2 separate regions of the Mus musculus genome follow, and region 2 is linked to region 1. A link is a loop called in an ENCODE intact Hi-C map of the cell type or tissue named here. Cell type or tissue: left cerebral cortex. All regions are shown on one strand. Links, peaks and the distances in the headings refer to the core of each region. The heading gives the core; the rest is flanking DNA.

The links. Peaks named below come from ENCODE experiments on the same cell type or tissue, not always from the same donor. Only the 100,000 strongest peaks of a DNase experiment are listed, where the experiment ranks them.
Region 2: it touches region 1 in a loop (17-fold over the local background); 2 of 42 quality-filtered maps call a loop at or near these places.

The regions. Positions count from the first base shown.
Region 1 is chrX:9,577,738-9,583,980 of GRCm38, forward strand. No RefSeq gene overlaps it. Among named protein-coding and RNA genes, the nearest start is that of H2al1o, 8.5 kb to the left of the region's middle. In left cerebral cortex, for the core only: no CTCF peak of the experiment used is centred there; no DNase peak of the experiment used is centred there.
Region 2 is chrX:9,338,993-9,345,235 of GRCm38, forward strand. No RefSeq gene overlaps it. Among named protein-coding and RNA genes, the nearest start is that of H2al1k, 8.5 kb to the right of the region's middle. In left cerebral cortex, for the core only: no CTCF peak of the experiment used is centred there; no DNase peak of the experiment used is centred there.

The DNA.
Region 1 (6,243 bases), core at 1,510-4,009:
GCCTGAGCGTCACAGTCCTTAGACTTACTGGCAACACACTCTGCAGCTCAGATGGACTGGGCTTTACTCTCCTTAGACTGACATGCATCACACTCTGTAGCTAGGATGGACTGGGCCTTGCAGTCCTTGGACTGACCTGCAGCACACTCTGTAGCTAGGCTGGAATGAGCCTTGCAGTTTTTAGATGGTCCTGCAACATACTCTGTAGCTAGGACAGACCGGGCACTACAGTCCTCAGACTGTCCTGCAGCACACTCTATAGCTAGGATGGCCTGGGCCTTACAGTCCTTATACTGACTTGCAGCACACACTGTAGCTAGGAAAGACTGTGCCTTACTGTCCTTAGACTGACCTGCAACACACACTGCAGGTTGGATGGACTGGGCCTAAATGTCCTTAGTCTGATCTGCAGCACATTCTTTAGCTATGATGGACTGGGCCTTCCAGTTCATAGATTGACCTGCAGTACACTATGCAGCTAGGATGGATTTTGCCTTAAACTACTTTGACTGACCTGGATCATACTGTGCAACTAGGATGGACTGGGACTTACAGTCTTTAGACTGGCATGAAACACGGACTGGAGCTAGAATGGAATGGGTCTTACAGTTTTTAGACTGATGTGCAGCACACTCTGCAGCTAGGTTGGAATGAGCCTTACAAATATTAGACTGAACCGCGACCCATCTGCAGCTAGGATGGACTGGGCATTAAAGCCCTTAGACTGACTTGCAGCACACTCTGCAGCTAGGATTAACTGGGCATTACAGTCCTTAAACTGACATGCAGAACACTGTGCAGCTAGGATTTACTGAGCTTACAGTCCTTAGACTTCCTTGCAACACCACTTTGCAGCCATGATGGACTGGGCCTTACAGTTCTTGGAGTGACCAGCAGGACACTCTGCAGCTAGAATGGAATGAACTTACAGTCCTTAGACTTACCTGCAGCACACTGTGCAGCTAGGATGGACTGGGCCTTACAGTCCTTAGACTGACCTGTATAAAATACTGCAGCTAGGATGGACTGGGCCTTACTGTCCTTTGCTGACCTGCACCAAACTCTGCAGCTAGGATAGACTGGGCCTTACCATCCATAGACTTACCTGCAGCATACTCTTTAGCTACGATGGATTGGACCTTCCAGGTTTTAGACTGGTCTGCAGGACACACTGCATCACACATGGACTAGGCATTGTAGACCTTATGCTGACCCGCAGCACTCCCTGTAGCAAGAATGGATTGGGCCTTACAGTAATTAGTCTGATCTGCAACACACACTGCAGCTTGGATAGACTTGGCCTTATAATCCTTAGACTGACCTGCAGAACACTCTGCTGCTAGGATGTACTGAGCTTACAGTTCTTAGACTGACCTGTAGCACACTCTGCAGCTCAGATGGACTGGGCCTTACAGTCCTTAGACGGATTGCAGCACAGTCTTTAGCTAGGATGGACTGGGCCTTACAGTCCTTAGACTGACCTGCAGCATACCCTGTAACTAGAATAGACTGTGCCATACAATCTTTAGTCTGACCTGCAGCACTCTCTGCAGCTACGATGGACTGGGCCTTACAGTCCTTAGGCTGACCTGTAGCACAATCTGTAGCTAGGATAGACTGGGTCATACAGTAATTGCTCTGAACTGCAGCACACAGTGCACCTAGGATAGACTTGGTCTTACAGTCCACTGAGCTTACAGTCCTTAGACTTACCTGCAGCACACACTGCAGCTACGAAGGACTGGGCCTAAAAGTACTTTGACTGACCTGCAGCACACTCTGGAGCTAGAAAGGACTGGGTCTTACAGTCTTTAGACTGACCTGCAGCACACTCTGCATCTAGAATTGACTAGGCCTTACAGTAATTAATTTGACCTGTAGCACTGCCTGCAGCTAGGATGTACTGAGCTTATAGTCCTTAGACTTACCTGCAGCACACTCTGCAGCTAGGATTGACTGTGTCTATAATCATTCTACAGACCTGTAGAACACACTGCAACTAGGATGGTCTGGGCATTACAGTCCATACAGTGACCTACAGTACACATTTTAGTTACGATGGATTCGAACTCCCAGAATTTAGACTGACCTGCAGCACACTCTTCATCTCAGATGGACTGAGCCTTGAAGTCCTTAGATTGATCTGTAGCACACTCTGTAGCTAGGATGGACTGGGCCTTATAGTAATTAGTCTGACCTGCAGCACACACTGCTGCTAAAATAGACTGGGCCATACTGTCCTTAGACTGACCTGCAGCACATTCTTTAGCTATAAAGGACTGGATCTTACAGTCCTTAGACTGACATGCAGAACACTCTCCAGCTAGGATGGACTGGGCTTTAAAGTACTTTGACTGACTTGCAGCACAATCTGCAGCTAGGGTGGATTAGGACTTACAGTCCTTTGACCTGCAGCACACTCTGCAGCTAGGAAGACTGGGTCTTACTGTCTTTAGACTGACATGCAGCACATTTTGCAGCTTGTATAGGCTGAGCATCACAGTTCTTAGACTTACTGGCAGCATACCCTGCAGCTCAGATGGACTGGGCTTTACTGACCTTACACTGACCTGCATCACACTCTAGAGCTAGGATGAACTGGGCCTTACATTCCTTAGACTGACCTGCAGTACACTCTGCAGCTAGGCTTGACTGAGCCTTGCAGTTTTTAGTCTGTTCTGCAGCACACTCTGTAGCTAGGATGGACCGGGCATTACAGTCCTTAGACTGACGTGCAGAACACTGTGAAGCTAGGATTTACTGAGCGAATGTCCTTAGACTTACTTGCAAGACACTGCAACCAGGATGGACTGGGCATAACTGTCCTTAGACTGTACTGTAGCATATTCTTTAGCTATAATGGACTGGGACTTACAGTTCTTAAACTAAACTGTAGTACACTCTGCAGCTAGGGTAGATATGGACTGACCTGCAGTACACTCTGCAGCTAGGATGTACTGGGCCATAAAGTACTTTTACTGACCCGTAGCACATACTGCATCTTTTATATCCTGAGCCTTGGTCTGACCTGCAGCAAGTCTGTAGCTAGGATAGACAGGGCCATACAGTAATTGGTCTCAACTACAGCACAGAGTGCAGCTAGGATAGACTGGGCCTTACAGTCCTTACACTGCCCTGTCGAACACTCTCCAACTAGGATGGACTAAGCTCACAATCCTTAGACGGACCTGCAGCACTCTCTGCAGCTAGGATAGACTGGGCCTTACAGTCCTTAGACTGACATGCTGATCACTCTCCAACTAGGATGGACTAAGCTCACAGTCCTTAGACGGACCTGCAGCACACTTTGTAGCTAGGACTAACTGGGCATTACAGCCCTTAAACTGACATGCGTGCAGGTAGGATCTACTGAGCTTACAGTCCTTAGACTTCCTTGCAGCACACTCTGCAGCCATGATGGACTGGGCCTTACAGTTCTTAGACTTACATGCAGTGCACTGTGCACTTAGGATGGCATGGAACTTACACTCCTTAGATTGACCTACAGAACACTGCAGCTAGGATTCAGTGGGCCTTAGGGTCCTTAGACTGACATGCAGCACACTCTGCAGCTAGGATGGACTGAGCTTACAGACCTTAGACTTACCTGCAGCACACTCTACAGCTAGGATGGACTGAGCCTTGCAGTCCTAAGATTGATCTGCAGCAACTCTGTAGCAGGATGTTCTTGGCCTTCCAGTAATTAGTCTTACCTGCAGCACTCACTGCCGCTATAATAGACTGGGCCTTATAGTCCTTAGACTGACCTGCAGCACATTCTTTAGCTATGAAAAACAGCATACAGTTCTTAGACTGACATGCAGTACACTCTGCAGCTAGGATGTACTGGGACTTACAGTCCTTTGACTAACCTGTAGCTCACTCTGCATCTAGGATGGACTAGGAATTATAGTTTTTAGACTGACCTACAGCACACTCTGCAGCTAGGATAGACTGGGACTTACAGTCCTTAGACTGACCTGCATCACACTCTGTAGCTAGGCTGGACTGAGCCTTGCAGTTTTTAGACTGTCCTTCAGCACACTCTGTAGCTACAATTGACTGGGCATTACAGTCCTTAGACTGTCCTGCAGCACACTCTGTAACTATGATGGCCTGGGCCTTACATTCATTAGACTGACCTGCAGCACACTCTGTAGCTAGGATGGACTGGACCTTACATTCATTAGACTGACCTGCAGCACACCCTGCAGCTTGGAGGACTGGGCTTTACAGTCCTTAGTCTGACCTGCAGCACATTCTTTAGCTATGATGGACTGGACCTTCTAGTTCATAGACTGACCTGCAGTACACTATGCAGCTATGATAGACTTGGTCTTAAAGTGCTTTGTCTTACCTGCAGCAAACTCTGTAGCTATGAAAGAGTCTTACAATCTTTAGAATGATGTAAAACACACTCTGCAGCTTAGATAGCCTGAGCCTTACAGACCTTAGACTGACCTGCAGAATACTCTGTGGCTAAGAAGGACTGGGTCTTACAGTCTTTAGACTGATTTGCATGCAGCACACTCTGCAGCTTGGATCACCTGAACCTTACCATCTTAGATTGACCTGCAGCACACTCTGCACCTATGATAGACTTGGCCTTACAGACCTTAGACTGACCTGAAGAACACTGTGTGGCTAAGATGTACTTGGCTTATATTCCTTAGACTTGCTTACAGCACACTCTGCAGCTAGGATGGACTTTACCTGCAGTCCTTAGACTGATCTGTGGAATACAGTGCAACTAGGATCATCTGGGCATTACAGTCCATAGACTGAACTGCAGAAAACACTGCAGCTAGGATGGACTGGGCTTTACTCTCCTTTCACTGACCTGCAGCAGACTCTGCAGCTGGGATGGACCTGGCCTTACCATACAAGGACTCACCTGCAGCACACTCCTTATCTACAATGGACTGGGCCTTACTGTCCTAAGACTGACCTGGAACACACTCTACAGATCAGATAGACTGGGCCTTACAGTACTTAGACTGACCTGCAGCTCACTCTGTAGCTAGGATGGACTGGGCCTTACTGTCCTTAGACTGAACTGCAGCACACTCCTTAGCTATATAGACTGGGCTTTACAGTCCTTAGACTGACCTGCAGCACGCTCTGCAGCTAGGAAAGACTATGTCTTACAGTCTTTAGACTGACATGCAGCACACACTGCAGCTTGGATTGTCTGATCTTTAAAATCCTTAGACTGACCGGCAACATACCCTGCAGCTCAGATGTACTATGCCTAACTGTTCTTAGAGTGACCAGCAGCACACTCTCTAGCTAGGTTGGACTGGGCCTTAAAATCCTTAGAGCAACCTGAAGCACACTCTGCAGCTAGGATGGACTGGGTCTTACAGTTCTTATATTGACCTGCAGTACAATTAACAGCTAGGATGGACTGGGATTTAAATTCCTTAGATTAACCTGCAGAACATTCTGAAGCTTCGATGGACTGTGACTTACAGTCCTTAGATAGACCTGCAGAGCACTCTGCAGCTAGGATGGACTGGGCCTTACAGTACTTTGACTGACCTTAATCACACTCTGCAGCTAGCATGGACTGGGACTTAAAGTCTCTAGACTGACCTGCAGCACTCTGCAGCTAAAAAACACTGTGTCTTACAGTCTTTAGGCTGATCTGCAACACACTCTGCAGCTTGGATAGCCTGACCCTTACTGTCCTTAGAGTGACCTGCAGCATACTTGACCTTTCAGGTTTTAGACTGACCTGCAACACACTCTGCCTATCATATGGATTGGGCCTTACAGTGCTTATACTGACATGCAGCACACTCTGAAGCTAGGATGGACTGGACCTTAAAGTACTTTGACTTACCTACAGCACACTCTGCAGCTAGCATGGACTGGGACTTACAGTCAGTCCTTAGACTGACCTGCAGACCACTCTGCAGCTAGGATGGACTGGCCATTACAGTCCATAGACGGACCTGCAGAAAACACTGCAGTTAGGATAGACTGGTCCTTACAGTCCTTAGACTGACCTGCAGAATACTGTACAGCTAGGATAGAATGGGCTTATTGTCCTTAGACTTACATACAGCACACTCTGCAACTAGAATGGACTGGGGCTTATAGTTCTTAGACTGACCTGCCGTACACTTTGTAGCTAGGATGGACTGGGCCTTAAAGTACTTACCTGCAGCATACTCTGTTGTTAGCATAGACTGGGACATACTGTCCTTAGACTGAACAGCAGCACACTCTGCAGCTAGG
Region 2 (6,243 bases), core at 1,521-4,020, 240 kb before region 1:
CAACACGGGAAATCAGGATTTCATGTCAGTATTGGCCAGTCAGATCATACCTAGAAAATTTTCTTAATTCTAAGCTTCCCATCAATTTAGCAAGGTTCATAGTAACCCCAAATTTTTTTAGATAAGTAGAGTAAAAGAAGGTAAAAAGAGGTTTGTCCAAGGTCTCAGAGTTGGTTAGTTCAGGGTTCAACCAATTTATGCGTAATGTCATATGATGGCTAATATTGATTCAACCTGAAAGGCTATAGAATTACATAAGCAGAGAAACTTGTGGCCCTGGCTAGATGCAGGATTGTGTTGAGATAGCAAGACCCACTGTAACTGTACCCACCACTCCCAGCTCACTTATAAACAGCCTGTCAGATGAACCCCGACTGGTATCCTCTCAACTGTCTTCATTTTCATTTGCACATGGCTACTACTGATTTATGATCTCTAGGCACACGTGGGTCATTAACTCAGTCTGCAAGCCGTTTTGTGTTTCTACAGTCAAATCTCCCCTTCTGAGCAGCAACTAGAGTATTGGAAGCTATCATCTATTTTCTGAAATGTCTTCTCACCACTTAACTTTCAACAGATGACCCTGCCCTTTCTTTCACAAAGGAAATGGGGACCACAAAGAGGAAGAGTCTCATTGCCCCTGTCAGCAGCCCTGGAAACCCTCCTGCATCTGCCGCCCCACCTTCTTGGCTTTCCCCAAACAGGTGCCTCCTCCTGTAGATGACTTTTTATTTCCTTCTTTCCATGTGCTCAGAAGCCTTACACTAGCCAAGCTCTTTTGTGTTCAGCCTCCTTCTTTTGTCCTCCATAGCATTTACAAACTTCATTTAAAAAAAAATTAAATCCTTCGGATGTGCACACTCTTTCTCCATGCCAGACAGGCTCTCTCTTCCCTATCACAGTCTTGGCCACCTGAAGTGTCTCAGTCCCTGACTTCCATACCTATATAGCATCATGCTCCCTAGTGAAACCTCTTTGTGAGGTCACTAATAACTTCCTATTGCTAATCTCAGGTGTCAGTTGCTAACCCGTTTAATACTTAATTCTTGGCATCAAACAACTGTTGTTTGTCGGTTTGTTTGCTTTTTGGTTTGTTTTGAATCTCCCATCACTGCCAAGCCCTGATGCCCCAGGGCTTTTCCACCAGCATTTCCTCCTCTTCTTTGTGAAGTCCTCCTCTCTTGTTCTGGACCCAAAACTCCAAGAATGTTTCTTTTTGGAGATCTCTCCTTTCTTACTATGACATTCTCCTGTGTTACCACAACAGGACACTGTAAACAGTGTGGCTTAAAAAATGGATTTCTTACAGTTCTCGAAGCTAGAAGTTCCAAACACCAATATACATTGTTCACCATTACTATGTTTTGTATTTTTCTTGGCTTCTTGGATGGCTTGCCTAGTAATGCATTCGGAGGTAATTTTCCATAGAGTAGGTGGATTGCCTGCCATCAATGACCTCAATTCCTTCCCTTTTCACTATATGCATAACCTTTGCGTTATGGCGTTATAGCTTCTCCCATCAGGGAGCAGAATAATTTTTCCTGGCCCTTAAAATTATACTCAGCCCCGTGATGTGTGTTTAAAGCCAGCCTGGTTTACATACTGAGATCTGTGCCAGCCAGGGCCTACATAGAGAGACCCTGTCTCAAAGGGCGAAAGGGGACAAATCTATCACTTAAGAAAAGCAGTGGATTGGGAGAAACTCCACCTTCAGGGCTACCTGTGCCATTAGTTTTGTTTTCCTGGAAAGTTTTTTTCATTTGGATGGTTGATCTCAGAACTTTGGTTCAAAAATTCTATAACTGATCAGTTTTACATAGTTTCCTCAAGCATCAATAGAATTACATTATTCTTTTTTATAAATGATTTTTATGAGATATTTCTTCATTTACATTTCAAATGCTATCCCCAAAGCCCCCTAACCCTCCCCCCGCCCTGCTCCCCAACCCTCCCACTTCCACTTCCTGGCCCTGGCATTCCCCTGTACTGGGGCATATGATCTTTCTAAGACCAAGGGCCTCTCCTCACACTGATGGTTGACTAGGCCATCCTCTGCTACATATGCAACTAGAGACACGAGCTCTGGGGTACTGGTTAGTTCATATCTTTGTTCCTCCTATAGGGTTACAGACCCCTTTAGCTCCTTGGGTACTTTCTCTAGCTTCTCCCTAGGGGCCCTGTGTTCCATTCGATAGATGACTATGAGAATCCATTCTGTATTTGCCAGGCCCTGGCATAGCCTCGCAAGAGACAGCTATATCAGGGTCATGTCAGCAAAATCTTTCTAATATATGCATTATTGTCTGGGTTTGGTGGTTGTATATGGCATGGATCCCCGGGTGGGGCAGTCTCTGGATGGTCCTTCCTTCTGTCCCAGCTCTGAACTTTGTCTCTGTAACTCCTTCCATGGGTATTTTGTTGCCCATTCTAAGAAGGAACAAACTATCCACATTTTAGTCTTCCTTCTTCTTGAGTTTCATGTGTTTTGCAAACTGTATCTTGCATATTCTAAGTTTCTGGGCTAATATTTGCTTATCAGTGAGTACATATCATGTGTGATCTTTTGTGACTGGGTTTCCTCACTCAGGATGATATCCTCCAGATCCATCCATTTGCCTAAGAATTTCATGAAATCGTGTTTTTAATAGCTGAGTAGTACTCCATTGTGTAAATGTACCACATTTTCTGTATCCATTTCTCTGTTGAGGGACATCTACAAACCCTTATTTCCTTCGTTCATTTAATTCAGCAGCTTTTAGCATAGTCTACCATTTTGGTTGTTTATTTTTGGTCTTTTAAAAGTTCTAAGAAGTTTGACTTTTATATCACAAGTAAAGAACAGTTGTTATAATAATAGAGAAACAGAAAATATCTGCACAGTGGAGAAAATAAAACTTTAACTCGACTGCCTAAGGAGAATAATTTTTAATGATTTTGTTGTATATACTTGGTAGTGTATATATATAACTATATAAATATATATAACTATATATAGTTATAGGTCAGTCTAAGGACTATATGTCCCAGTCCATACTAGCTGCAGAGTTTGCTGCAGGTCAGCAAAGGACAGTAAGGCCCAGTCCATCCTAGCTGCAGTATTTTATACAGGTCAGTCTAAGGACTGTAAGGCCCAGTCCATCCTAGCTGCACAGTGTGCTGCAGGTAAGTCTAAGGACTGTAAGCTCATTCCATTCTAGCTGCAGAGTGTCTTGCTGGTCATTCCAAGAACTGTAAGGCCCAGTCCATCATGGCTGCAGAGTGTGCTTCAGGCAAGTCTAAGGACTGTAAGCTCAGTCTGTCCTAGTTGGAGAGTGTTCTGCAGGTCAGTATAAGGACTGTAAGGCCCAGTCTATCTTAGCTGCACTCTGTGCTGCAGTTGAGACCAATTACTGTATGGCCCTGTCTATCCTAGCTACAGACTGTGCTGCAGGTCAGACTAAAGATTCTAAGGATCAGGATATTAAAGCTGCAGAATGTGCTGTAGGTCAAAGTACTTTAAGGCCCAGTCCATCCTAGCTGCAGAGTGTGCTGAATGTCAGGCTAATGATTGTATAGCACAGTCTATCCTAGTTACTGTGTGTGCTGCAGGTCAGTCCAAAGAGTGTAAGTCCCAGTCATCCTAGCTGCAGAGTGTGCTACAGGTAAGTCTAAGAGTTGTAATACTAATACAGTCCATACTAATGGCAGAGTGTTCTGCAGGTCAGTCTAAGGAATGTAAGGCCCAGTCTATCCAAGCTCCAGTGTGTGCTGCATGTCAGACTAATTACTGTAAGGCCCAATCCATCCTAGCTACAGAGTGTTCTGCAGGTCAGTCTAAGGAATGTAAGGCCCAGTCTATCCAAGCTCCAGTGTGTGCTGCATGTCAGACTAATTACTGTAAGGCCCAATCCATCCTAGCTACAGAGTGTGCTGCAGGTCAGTCTAATGTCTTTAAGGCTCAGTTCATCTGAGGCACAGTGTGTCCTGCATGACAGTCTAAAACATGGAAGGTCCAATCCATCGTAGCTAAAGAGTGTGTTGCAGGTCAGTCTAAGGACTGTAGGGCACAGGCTATCCAAGCTGCAGAGTGTTCTGCACATCAGTCTAAAAACTGTAAGACCCATTCCATTCAAGCTGCAGTGTGTGCTGAAGGTCAGTCTAGGGACTGCCAGTCACAGTCCATCCTAGCTGTAGAGTGGGCTACAGGTCAGTCTAAGCACTGTAAGGCCCAGTCCATCAGAGCTAAAGAATGTGCTGCAGGTCAGTCTAAGGACAGTAAGGCCCAGTCCATCTGAGTTGCAGAGTGTGCTGCAGATATGTCTAAGAACTGTAAGCTCAGTCCATTCTAGCTGCAGAGTGTACTACAGGTCAGTCCAAGGACTGTAAGACCCAGTATATCCTAGCTACAGAGTGTGCTGCGGGTCAGTATAAGGTCGGTAAGTCCCAGTCCATCTGAGCTGCAGAGTAAGCTGTAGGTCAGTCTAAGGACTGTAAGGCTCAGGCTATCTAAGATACAAAGTCTTACATCAGCCTAAAAGACTATAAGACCCAGTCCTTCCTAGATGCAGAGTGTGCTGCAGGTCAGTCCAAGGACTGTAAGGCCTTTGTGGCATTTGTTTCATGTAGAATTGTGGAACATTTACACCAAACAGCATTACCCCCTGTTAGTGCTCTTTCACAGCAGGATGACAAGGTATTTTTTCTATTTTGTGATTGAGGGAAAAGTTCTGGTAAGTGCTTTACCTACAGTTGCACAGTTAATGTTTTGGGAAGAAAACCAAGCATTTTTGAGGGTCTCTAGCAGTGAAGCACTTCCCACTCCCTAGTTTTCTTAGCTTTGGTAGCTTTCAGTGTTAACTTTGCTTGGTTCTCTGTTCTTATTGGCCTACTGGAGGGCTGCAGAAAACCAGCTCCTTAGAACTGATCCTGAGAGTGAATGATTGCAGAGATTTATAATAGCCAGGCAAGGGTTTGAGAATCAGGTGAAGTGAAAACCAGATGACGGAGAGAAAGGGAAAAATTCTGCCAGTCATTAATGTCTCTGACTCGTTGATTTGTTTCTAGGTGTTGTGGAGTCTTTTGCATCTACTGTCAGTCCGACCAGAATGAAGAACCTTATGTGAGCATCACTAAGAAATGACAGATGCCAAAAGATGGCCTTTCACAGGAGGTGGAGAAAGAGGGTGGCCAGGCAGAAGGGCAAGCTGATTACCCACCGTTCTGCATTCAGTCGGGCATCAGTGATACAGGCTTTCCTAGGCTCTGCCCCACAACTGACCCTACAACTGTATATAACTGTCTTGGAACAGAACATCACTACTGGAAGATGTATGTATGCATGCTTTTTTGTTAAAAACAATTCTGCTTACATTTAGGGTTCAACTGACAAACAAAACTGTTTTTATTCAGATAAAATCAGTTGATATGTGCATCTGTTCTGAGTCTGTGTTCCGTTTGCTAACCTAAAATCCCAGTGAATTAAAATAATAACACTTTTTTGTGGTGAGGCGGGTTTATAAATCTGTATTTTTCCCAGAACTCAAAAGGAAAAGTTCACTTACTCTAGTGTAGACCAGCTGAGGGGGCTCAAATATGTGGGAGCTTTAAATCATTGAAGACTGATTTACAACATGTTTTTGGACCTCTTTTCTGTGTGGAAAGAGTTTAGACTTCCTTATAGCATGGTACTGCTTGCAAGTGTGAAACTGTCATTTTTTGTCACTTTGACTTAGGAATCATGGGAGCCTGCTACATTTTAACTGAAAGGTTCTGATTTTCCTTCCTTCTTTCCTTCTTTCCTTGTTTCCTTCCTTATTTCCTTCCTTCCTTCCTTCCTTCCTTCCTTCCTTCTTTCTTTCTTTCTTTCTTTCTTTCTTTCTTTCTTTCTTTCTTTCTTTCTTTCTTTGCTTCCTTCTTTCTTTCCTTCCTTCCTTCCTTCCTTCCTTCCTTCCTTCCTTCCTTCCTTCCTTCTGTACAGTCTAATTAATAGAACAAATTCAATATTTTTAATTAGGTATTATTTCATTTACATTTCCAATGCTATCCCAAAAGTCCCCCACACCCTCCCCCACCCGCTCCCCCACCCACCCACTCCCACTTCTTGGCCTTGGCGTTCCCCTGTATTTGAAGGAAGATGAAATATTGTAACTTGTTTAGGAGCCCACAGCCCCGATCTGGGACTGAGAACAAAGCAGAACAAGCCCCCAGGCATGCCAAGGCAGGGCTGTTGATAAGGCATTCCTAAGAACATCTTGGCGGTAAAGA